Linked DNA regions of Homo sapiens: region 2 is linked to region 1. Evidence: chromatin contacts called from ENCODE Hi-C data. All regions are on one chromosome and are shown on one strand. The core of a region is the stretch at or near the end of the contact, and the rest is flanking DNA. Distances in the headings are between cores, read along the strand shown. Region 1 holds the start of RMC1 (regulator of MON1-CCZ1). Region 2 has its middle 56 kb from the start of CABLES1.

Region 1 (5,287 bases), core at 1,453-3,952:
AAGAAGGCCTGAAAATATCCTTGCAGAGAACAGGAGAGACAATGACTGGGACAGCCAGGCAGGGCTGAGGGCCCATTTGAATTTCCCGCAGTGCCCTCTGTCCTGTTGTGTGACCCCTCCAGCAGTAGGTACTGGGAAAGCAGGTGGCTGAGTTCATCCAGGACTGAGGCTCTGCCAGACAAGAACAGTGCAGCAAGGATGTTGAAGGTAATGGCAAAAAATAACTGGAATGCAGAGAAATGAAATCAAAGCTGATGAGGAGGGAAGGGAAGAGAGGAGAGGGCAGATAGACTTGGGTAGAGAGGACAGAACAATGACAGGGCAAACTGGTGATGTTGAGGAAGAGTCACAGGGAGCAGCTAAACAAGCCAGCTGCAGGGATGGCACTGTGTGGCTGGAGAGCAGGGTTCTGGAGTTATCGGTTTTTCCATGTGTGACATGGGCCTGGGTGGGTGAGGCTGAGTGTAGAAGTCTTACATTTCCAGTCTTGTCACTCCTCTGATGAGTTTCAGACCAATATATCCATCTGCCTAGATGTCATTTCTCCTTGGATTCACATGCTCCAAACCAAACTCCTGGGCTCAGACATCAAAGCCACTCAAAAATAGCTCTCTGAGAAATAGAACTACCATATGATCCAGTAATCCAACTTTTGGGTATAGACCCAAAAGAATTAAAAACAGAATATTGAACAGATATTTGCATAGCTTTATTCACAACAGCCAAAGGTGGGAACAACCCACATGCCCATCAACAGACGAATGGATAAACAAAATGTGCTATATACATAAAATGGAATCTTTTTCGGCCTTAATGAAGGAAGGAAATCCTGACACATGCTACATGGATGAACCTTGAGGATATTTTGCTAAGCAAAAGAAGCCAGACACTAATGGACAAATACTATAAAATCCACTTATATGAGATACTTAGAGTAGTCAAATTTAGGGACAGAATCAGATTTGCAAGATAAAAAGTTTCTGGAAACGTATTTCACAATAATGTGAATATGCCTGATACTACTGAACACCTCAAAAAGGGTTAACACGGGGCCGGGCGCGGTGGCTCATGCCTGTAATCTCATCACTGTGGGAGGCCAAGGTGGGCAGATCACCTGAGGTTAGGAGTTGGAGACCAGCCTGGCCAACATGGTGAAACCCGGTCTCTGCTAAAAATACACACAAAAAAATTAGCTGGGCATGGTGGCAGGTGCCTGTAATCCCAGCTACTTGGGAGGCTGATGCGGGAGAATCGCTTGAACCCGGGAGGTGGAGGTTGCAGTGAACCGAGACAGGGCCATTGCACTCCAGCCTGGGCAACAAGAACGAAATTCCGTCTCAAAATAAAATAAAATAAACAATAAAAATAAAGGGTTAACATGGGGGCTGAGCACGGTCAGCGAGAGAATCACTTGAGGCCAGGAGTCTGAGACCAGCCTGGGCAACAGAGAACGCTGTCTCTACAAAGCATAATAATAAAAAAATGAGCCAGGTGTGGTGGCATGCACCCGTGGTCCCAGCTACTTGTGAGGCTGAGATGGGAGGTTGAGACTGCAGTGAGCCGTGTTCGCATCACTGCTCTCCAGCCTGGGCACAGAGACACTCTGTCTCTGAAACAAACAAAAAAAGAGGGGCTAACATGGTAAATTTCATGTTTCTTATCAAGTAAAAAGGCTTGCTGACCCACAATCTATATTAGGTTTCCCTGTTACTAGCAAGGAGTGAAGGATGTGCTATCCCAAAATATGTCCAAAAATTGGTATATTATTTTGAGCTAAAAACACCGGAGAAATTGTAGTTTCAGAAAGGGCTAGATGACCTGTCGTTTCCTACAGGGAATAAGCAGTAAAGATTCCTCTGGGAGTGGCACCCTCTCTGTACCCGGGTCAGAAAATAGCCCTTATCACCAGAGACTGGGAGTTGGGGCTGCAATGGACCTGAATAAATGAACTTCCCAAGTAACACTTACCTTCCACTAATTTTACACCCTCCCCAATATTTCTCCTAGTGACTCTCTTAGAAATGTATCGCCCCAGCCAGATGCCTTTTGTGCTTTCTTCTCAAATGCATCATTCTTTGTCTAAAAAGTATAAAAGCATCTTGCTGTGGCCACTTCTTCAGACCTCACTCTCTTTTGAAGGTCCCCATGAAAAACTAATAAAGTGTGTATGCTTTTCTTTTGTTTATCTGCCTCTTGTCAATTCGGTTTCTGGCTCCAGCGGAAGAGCCCGCAGAAGCGCTGAGGGGACTGGAGACGGTCTCTGGCGCCCCTACACCTGCTCAGTGAGCCTTCAGCCCCTTCTCCCTGACGAAGCTCCCAGAGGCTGGAACTCTGGCGCGGGAGGCACTTGGGAAATCCTCCCGAAAGCAAGGAGGAGCCTTTCCTAGACCGGGAGCGGTCCCACGCGGGGGTACAGGTTGGGGCAGGGGCGACCGAGCCGGGCACAGGAACTCGCAGCAGGGTAGGGTTGGCGGCTACGCCGCCCTCGGTCCGCGGGGAACCACGCGGGCTTCCGGGTCACGCCGCCGCGTTCCGACCGCCCTCGGGGAGAGGGGAGGAGCCTCCAGCGCCGGGCGGGGCGTGGTTAAGGCCGGTGGGCCCCACCGCAGCCAGACGCTGCCCGTTTAAGCGCAGAGGGCCGCGGGTCACGTGGTGGGCGGGGTGGGGGCGTGGCACCAGGAAGCGGCGTCCGCGCCGGGCCCAGAGCCGCAGCCGCAGCCGCCGCTACAGTCCGGGCCGGGCTCCACCGCGCATCCTGCTCCACTCTGGCGACCGCCCCCGGGGCCCCCGCCGCGGGCGCGGCGCCCGCCATGGGCGAGGAGGACTACTATCTGGAGCTGTGCGAGCGGCCGGTGCAGTTCGAGAAGGCGAACCCTGTCAACTGCGTCTTCTTCGATGAGGCCAACAAGCAGGTCCGGCGCGCCCGCGCTTCCTCCCCCGCGCGGCCCTGCCGGGGTCGTGGGCGCGCCAAGGCCGGTCCCGCGCGACCAGGCCCGAGCGTCCCCTCCTGTCCTGTCCCGTCCCGTCCCAGCGCGGGAGGCGGCGCGCGCTCCTTCCTTGTTGGGTGGGCTCAGCCGCGGCCAGGTGTCCTCGCAGGTGACCTCGGGGCTGGACCCCCGAGCCAGCTGCGCGGATGCAGTGGCCCCGTGGCCAGTGTCTCAATTGTTGGCGCGCCCGTCTTATCTAGGCTTCTTTTGTTGTGTTTGTCATTAGTTACACTCGTAGTCAAGGGTTTAGACGTCGAGATTTTCATTTTCCTTGAAATTTTGTAAAGGGGGAAAAGACTGTACTTCAGGCGTATCAGCGGCGCCGATGCGCGAACCGGTGTTAGAACTTGGAGCCTCGGGAACCCGACCCGGTGTCACGGTGGCATCCTTTTCGCTCTCTGCTCTTGGTTTTTAAAATTCACCTGAGCAGCCAAACATCTGTACCTTGATATGTGCCGTGTTACTTTAGTTGAACCCAGGGTGGTGTATAACAGAAATAATCGCTTGCGGGTTGGCTTCTGAGTTTAGATCCTTTCAGAGTTCAGGCTGTTAACCTTGCTGCTTTTCCCTCTCAGGTTTTTGCTGTTCGATCTGGTGGAGCTACTGGCGTGGTAGTTAAAGGCCCAGATGATAGGAATCCCATCTCATTTAGGTAATGGTATAGACACTTTCAGATCATTTTGTCATGTAAACAGAATGATGTTTTTCTAATTCAAATGGTTTTTTATAATTTTGTCATTTGGTCTGCCCTAAGAGGCCTGAAGTCTGTGTGCGCACATGGAATTCCTGTCTGTAGGGAGGGTCTTCGTGGCACTTACTAGCACCTCTTGTCAGAGTGGAATATCTGGAGCAGTTGATTTGGGAGCCAAATACTTCAAAAGTGGGGCAGCCACTTCCTAGCACTGGAAATTAACAAGTCAGCGTGATGATGTGCCCATTTCTGGTTTGTTCACAGAGGAGGGCGTTCATTTCTTTAGCCCAGGTCTTTCCAGAGTGGCAGGTGGAGGAGATTCATTGTTTCTCATGTAATAATACAAGAAAATCATGGCTTCCACTATACTTAAGGTGACTGCATAGTCCCAGTTCGCACTGTTGAACAGGTTTAATGATCAACAGCAGGGCCTTTCACTTTCAGAAGTGTCTCGATTTGGATGATAAGCTATCTGGCCACTGTAACACTGGTGCTTACAGAAGGTGAAAGTATAATGTAGGCCCTCAATTCAGTAGTGACTTAAAAAATTTTACTGTTGGTCTGTGTTAATGAGAAACTGTCCTTTTTTGAGAGGGAGCCTCCCTCTGTTCCCCAGGGTGGAGTGCAGTGGTGCGATCTTGGCTGACTGCAACCTCCGCCTCCCAGGTTCAAGTGATTCTCCTGCTTCAGCTTCCCAAGTAGCTGGGATTAGAGGCGCCCACCACCACGCCCGGCTAATTTTTTTTGTATTTTTAGTAGAGATGGGGTTTCACCGTGTTGGCCAGGCTGGTTTCGAACTCCTGACCTCAAAACGATCCGCCCGCCTCAGACTCCCACAGTGCTAGGATTACAGGCATGAGCCGCTGCACCCGGCCTGAGCAAGGTTTTAAAGTATGGATGGGGTTCGAGCATGGTGTTTTGGGGAACTCTGGGTCTGTGTAACTGAAGGTTACATAGGGTGTCTCCACAGGGAAGGGGAAATGGTGGTGGTGTGGCCACTGGCAGGGGCCAGCTTGAACCTTACATATTCTCCTATGAAATTAGAGCTTTATCTTCTTATTGAAACTTATCAGGTGGGGTGTGGGATGATCATGTCAGTGTTTGGCAAGATCATGCTGTTCACAGCACGGAGGCTGGCTTAGTTGGGAGCCTGTCAGAGTTAGGGATGCTATGGAGAGTAGCAATCAGCGAGCCATGTGTGGTGAAGAGCAGCGCTCTGGTGGTGTAGAGTGGCATTGCATAGGCAATCAAGGGATACTTAGGAAGATGGGTCTCTCGTAAGACCCGGGGGTCGGTTGGGTGTGGAAAACGAGTGAGCCCGTGATAATCTAGATTGGGGGCTCTAAGAAGTTTGTGGGTGGGGGGAAGGTACTGAATTTAACTTAAAAAGAGTTTTTAGACTGGGCGCGGTGGCTCATGCCTGTAATCCCAGCACTTTGGGAGGCCGAGGCGGGTGGATCACTTGAGATCAGGAGTTCGAGACCAGCCTGGCCAGCATGGTGAAACCCTGTCTCTACTAAAAATACAAAAATTAGCCAGGTGTGGTGGCACGTGCCTGTAATCCCAGCTACTCGGAACGCTGAGGCAGGAGAATCACGTGAACCCGAGA
Region 2 (5,792 bases), core at 1,222-3,721, 420 kb before region 1:
TTGTAGAGACAGGGTTTCACTTTGCTGCCCAGACTGTGTCTCAAGCTCCCGGTTTCAAGCAATCGTCCCACCTCAGTCTCCCAAATTGCTGAGATTACAGGTGTGAGCCACGGTGCCTGGCCAAAAGTAGGATTTTATAGTGATATTCCACAATCCTTCATCAAGTCTCATCCAAATCAATCTGTTTCTTCAAGATTTCACAAAATCATCAAATGCTGGGGCTGCAAAGGATTTTAAGTGTTATGTTCTAGTCGTTCACCAGAGATTCAGTTTCATCCCTACAGCGTCAAGGCTAAAAACTCTTGTGTTGGGATTTGACCACCTGAAATCATATCCTGGCTCTACCATTTCCTGGATGTAGGACTCTGAGAAATTTAAACTATCTCCAAGTCCCAGTTTCCTCATCTATAAAATGGAAACAATAATAATATCTACCTCAGGCTTGCTGTAATGAAGAAATGAAATAACGTACCCTAACGTCATGTCCAGCACCCAGCAACTGGCCAGTTAGTGTTCACTATTACTGTCAATTTTAGAAACGTTAGATACAAAGCACAAAATACTCTGCAGCACCATTAAGCCAAGGCGTCCCATTGGAGACTCTGGCAGTCTGTGCCTGCCAATAGCTAACTCCATTTTTTTTTTTTTTTTTTTTGAGACGGAGTCTCGCTCTGTCACCCAGGCTGGAGTGCAGAGGCGCGATCTCGGCTCACTGCAAGCCCCGCCTCCTGGGTTCACACCATTCTCCTGCCTCAGCCTCCCGAGTAGCTGGGACCACAGGCCCCCGCCACCACGTCTGGCTAATTTTTTGTATTTTTCGTAGAGACGAGGTTTCACCATGTTAGCCAGGATGGTCTCGATCTCCTGACCTCATGATCTGCCCACCTCAGCCTCCCAAAGTGCTGGGATTACAGGCTTGAGCCACCGTGCCCGGCCGCCACTAGCTAACTCTTGATCTGTAAAGCTAATTAACTGAGTATTTATCAGAGTGGGGAAAGAAAAAGGAATTTGAAGGGAGTGACAATAAAATTAATTTAAATATCGTAAATCCAATTCAGTAAATCCTTTCACTCAAGAGAAGTGAAGGCAGTGTTTCCAGGACACAGACAGGTATGCTTTGTGCACATGTGCTTCCCACTCCAGAAAGCAAGCCTGGCGTCCATGATCTTATGGTGTGTGGAGGGGATATCAACAAACTGGCTGCTCAGGAGCAGGGACCATTCCCAGCCTGGCATGTGTGTAAGTGAGAAAAGCAGGGGGCACCAGAGTCACAGGTTAAAAAAGTGGTTCAGCTTCCTGGAGCACTACTCTTCTGAAACAGAACGTAAATATTTGCATGCATTTTTTCAGACAAAATACACTACTTCAAAGAACTTTCTGGCATGCCATATTCCATCTCTAGCTGGGCCTCCAGTTCCGCAGGGACTGTATACTCTGTTCTGCCAAGGAGGGCTCTGGGGGAAGAGCTGGTGGTGCCCTGGAGTAGGAGAAAGATCACTGGACCAGGAGGCAGCGCGGGGAATGGCTGAGGTCTAGGTTCCATCCCCTCTGCTCCTCTAACCCCTTCTACTGTCACTAAAGGCACTATCTCAGCTCCTGCACTTAGCATGGCTTCCCTAAGTTACCCCAGCAGCCACCCAAGAAGGTGGCTAAGAAAGAAGCACTTCCTTCTTTCACGTAGAGTGATCTTTTGAAACCAAATTGACTCAGGCTAGAAACCTTCCATGAGTCCCTCTGGCTTCTGGAGTAAAGTCCCTGGCACAAGGCCCCTCACAGCCCAACTCCCAATGAAGGCTTTGCTATTCCACCACTCCCCATGCACCCCACATCCCTCAGCTCCCTCCCTGTTCTCCTCGCTTTTCCTGGTGCAGCTCCATCTGCCTTGTTCCCCAGTCCACTCCACCCAGGGAACCTTGGCTCACCCCTTGAGACCTCATTCATAGCCCTCCCGAGTAGGATGTGTTCCATCTCAACAAAGCAAGGTCCCCACGTTAACTGGCAGCCCTGGTTATCAGTGCGTGCTGACTGCAATTGTGTTTATTCCCTTTTCTTTTTCTTTTCCTTTTTTTTTTTTTGAGATGGAGTTTTACTCTTGTTGCCCAGGCTGGAGTGCAATGGCGTGATCTCGGCTCACCGCAATCTCCGCCTCCCGGGTTCAAGCGATTCTCCTGCCTCAGCCTCCCAAATAGTTGGGATTGCAGGCATGCACCACCATGCACGGCTAGTTTTGTATTTTTAGTAGAGATGGGGTTTCTCCATGTTGGTCAGGCTGGTCTCGAACTCCTGACCTCAGGTGATCCACCTGCCTTGGCCTCCCAAAGTGTTGGGATTACAGGCGTGAGCCACCACGCCTGGCCGTTATTCCCTTTTCTAGTTGGCAGAGAAAACCTCAAGAAGCTCTTTTGAAACTAAATCTCAGCAGATTTTTATTTCCAAACAGAATTAAAACAGGAAGTGAGAGTCAAAGTGTGCTCCACTGTGACAAAAGTCACATTAGGAAATCAAAGTGTCCTCATCTCTTAGGAAGCTCAGGTCTCCTTAGGGGCACAGTGAAATTCCCAGGCTTCCATCTGAGAGTCTATGGAAACTCACTTCAAGAGGTTCTCACTGGTGTTTGATTTTACTCCGAGGCAGGGCAAAATGTTTCATGGTTTTGAACGTGAAGAAAGTTCCTGCAGAGGCAAAGTCAGACAGGGTCAACTGCAGGGGCTGCAGAGAGCCAGGCTGGGGGCCAGCTAGAGTTAGAAGAGACTTCAGTGTTTCCTTCAATTAAAAAAAAAAAAAAAAGCCCTTTTGTAGAGGAAGTCCTGTGTCTCCAAGCAAGTTCTAACTTCACTAAAAAAAGCTTAGCTAAGCTCCGCCAACTGATTCGGTCTTTTTCCACAGAGAGGGAGAAGAGGGATGGCTGTTTTCTCTCAACTCCAGAGGAGAGTGAGTGAGGAATGAATTGTTTGTCTTCCACATAGCAAACCAAACTGGAGTCATTTTTACCCGAATGTATCAGTGGAAACCAAACTGGCGTCACTACAAAATTCCCAAGTCTCTTGCTGCTTCTGGGTTTATTCCTTGTTGTCAATGTTGTTTATTTTGTTCTTCCCACAAGTTGCAATGAATAATGTTGAATAAATGAATGAATAATGAATAATAAGAATGAATAATAAGTGAATGAATGAACACAAAACAGAAACTAACAAACTATCCAGGAAGCACAGAGATGTGTCATAGCCAGCAGAGAAAGGCTAAAAGACCTCAAGTTGTTTTCTGCCATTCTTACAAAGATGCTAATTATTATTATTATTATTTTTGAGATGGAGTCTTGACCCGTCACTCAGGCTAGAGTGCAGTGGGGCGATCTCGGCTCACTGCAAGCTCTGCCTCCCGGGTTCACGCCATTCTCCTACCTCGGCCTCCTGAGTAGCTGGGACTACAGGCACCCGCCACCACTCCTGGCTAATTTTTTGTATTTTTAGTAGAGACGGGGTTTCACCGTGTTAGCCAGGATGGTCTCGATCTCCTGACCTCGTGATCCACCTACCTCGGCCTCCCAGAGTGCTAGGATTACAGGCGTGAGCCACCACAACCGGCCGATGCTAATATTTTATCCGAACTCTACTTACAGCTCAAATTTTCGTTTTGTCATTCATCATTTATCTATTCATCTGGTACTTACTGAGTTGTTATATGTGAGGCATTGCATTAAAAGTCACCCAGGCTGGGTGCAGTGGCTCACGCCTGTAATCCCAGTATTTTGTGAGGCCAAGGCAGGAGGATCACGAGATCAGGAGATCGAGACCATCCTGGCTAACACAGTGAAACTCCATCTCTACTGAAAATACAAAAAATTAGCTGGGCGTGGTGGCGGGTGCCTGTAGTCCCAGCTACTCGGGAGGCTGAAGCAGGAGAATGGCGTGAACCCGGGAAGTGGAGCTTGCAGTGAGCCGAGATGGTGCCACTGCACTCCAGCCTGGGTGACAGAGTAATACTCCATCTCAAAAATAAAAAGAAAAAAGTAATCAGATATATAAAAAAACTTGGAATAAACAAAAAAAAATTACTGGTGTCTCCAGTGGAAAACAATGTGTTGCTTAGAGCACACTGTTCTAGATTATTTAATTTCAGCTATTTATTGTCTTTGAGCTATTTTATAACTTTTTTTTTGAGACAGGATCTCGCTCTATCACTCAGGCTACAGCGCTGTGGTGCAAACACAGCTCACAGCAGCCTCCACCTTCCAGGCTCTGGTAGATCGTCTCGCCTCTGCCTCCTGAGTAGCTGGGACTACAGGCGTGTGCCACAATGCCTGGCTAATTTTTACATTTTTCATAGAGATGGGGTCTTGCTGTGTTGCCCAGGCTTGTCTCAAACTCCTGGGCTCAAGCAGTCCCCCACCTTGAGCCCACCAAAGTACTGGGATTACAGGCATAAGCCACCTTGTCCAGCCTATTTTAACTTTTAAGTTGTCAAATACTGATAGCAATGCAAAATAATTCTTGTCTCTAGACGTAAATTCTGTTTGGTGGTGGTTGAATTGACTCCCTCTGCTCATACCCATTAATCTCCCCCACCTCAACCTGCCTTTGGAAAGAGCGAAGTTCACATCTATTTATAAATTTATTTCAACATTTATTTTATTTTATTTTGTTTTTGAGATGGAGTCTCACTCTGTCACCCAGACTGGAGTATAGTGGTGCAATCTCGGCTCACTGCAACCTCTACCTCCTGGGTTCAAGCAATTCTCCTGCCTCAGCCTCCCAAATAGCTGGGATTACAGGCACCCACTACCGTGCCTGGCTAATTTTTATATTTTTAGTAGAGATGGGGTTCCACCATGTTGGCCAGGCTGGTCTCAAACTCCTGACCTCAAGTGATCTGCCCACCTCGGCCTCCCAGTGTTCTGGGATTACAGGCATGAGCCCCACACCCGGCCTCAACATTTCTTTATTCCACATCAGTATGTGGTTCTTTGCTTTCTCCTTTAAATGATCATAACATCTGCCTGGTTCCTGTCTCATAATGAGGTAAATAAAATCTTTAACATGTGTTCATTGTATATCTATGTGAGAGTCATGATTTTACCTTTTCAGAAAACTTCCTTTAACAAAGGTAGCAATCTTTTCAAGTACTGTTCATGTTTCTGAGTCTTAAGAAATGATTGCCGGGTGCGGTGGCTCATGCCTGTAATCCCGGCACTTTGAGAGGTGGAGGCGGGCAGATCACAAGGTCAGGAGTTCGAGACCAGCCTGGCCAACATGGTGAAACTCCCGTCTCTAATAAAAATACAAAAATTAGCTGGGTGTGGTGGCACGTGCCTGTAACCCCAGCTACTGGGGAGGCTGAGGCAGGAGAATCGCTTGAACCTAGGAGGTGGAGGTTGCAGTGAGCCGAGATTGTGCCGCTGCATTCCAGCCTAGGGGACAGAGTGAGACTCCGTCTCAAAAAAAAAAAAAGGGAAATGATTATCTCCTGCCCAAGGTTATGAAGATATTTTAATGCACGTGCTTCTAGGCCTTTTAAAGTTTTGCTTTTAGCCAGGTGAAGTGGCTCATGCCTGTAAGCCCAGCACTCTAAGGGGCTGAGGCAGGAGGATTACTTGAGTCCAGGAGTTCAAGACAAGCCTAAACTTGGCAAAACCCCATCTCTACAAAAAAATACAAAAATTATCTGAGTGTGGTGGTGTGCATCTGTCATCCCAGCTATTATACTTGGGAGGCTCAGGTGGGAGGATCATCTGAGCCTGGGGAGACTGAAGCTGCAGTGAGTTGTGTTTGCACCACTGCACCGTAGCCTGGCCA

What was found. Hi-C counts contacts between places; a loop is a spot of excess contacts on that map. Pooled maps may share reads with other maps.
Region 2: a loop to region 1 is called in a pooled map, with 5 times the contacts of the local background. The contact joins the enhancer-like site here to the promoter of RMC1 in region 1. A Hi-C loop is called at or near these places in 1 of 168 maps with a recorded cell type or tissue (naive thymus-derived CD4-positive, alpha-beta T cell), 4 of 37 single-sample maps with no recorded cell type and 12 of 50 pooled maps.

The regions. Positions count from the first base shown.
Region 1 is chr18:23,500,809-23,506,095 of GRCh38, forward strand. It overlaps RMC1 (regulator of MON1-CCZ1), which reads left to right and starts at 2,703. Exons shown (of 20, transcript NM_013326.5): 1 at 2,703-2,912; 2 at 3,563-3,639. The coding sequence starts at 2,811. RefSeq lists a silencer at 2,415-3,064 and enhancers at 3,315-3,414, 4,660-5,163.
Region 2 is chr18:23,076,325-23,082,116 of GRCh38, forward strand. No RefSeq gene overlaps it. Among named protein-coding and RNA genes, the nearest start is that of CABLES1, 56 kb to the right of the region's middle. Within about 2 kb of position 2,472, at least 3 of the 41 ENCODE cell types and tissues checked have a DNase peak (open chromatin) inside an H3K27ac peak, as active enhancers do.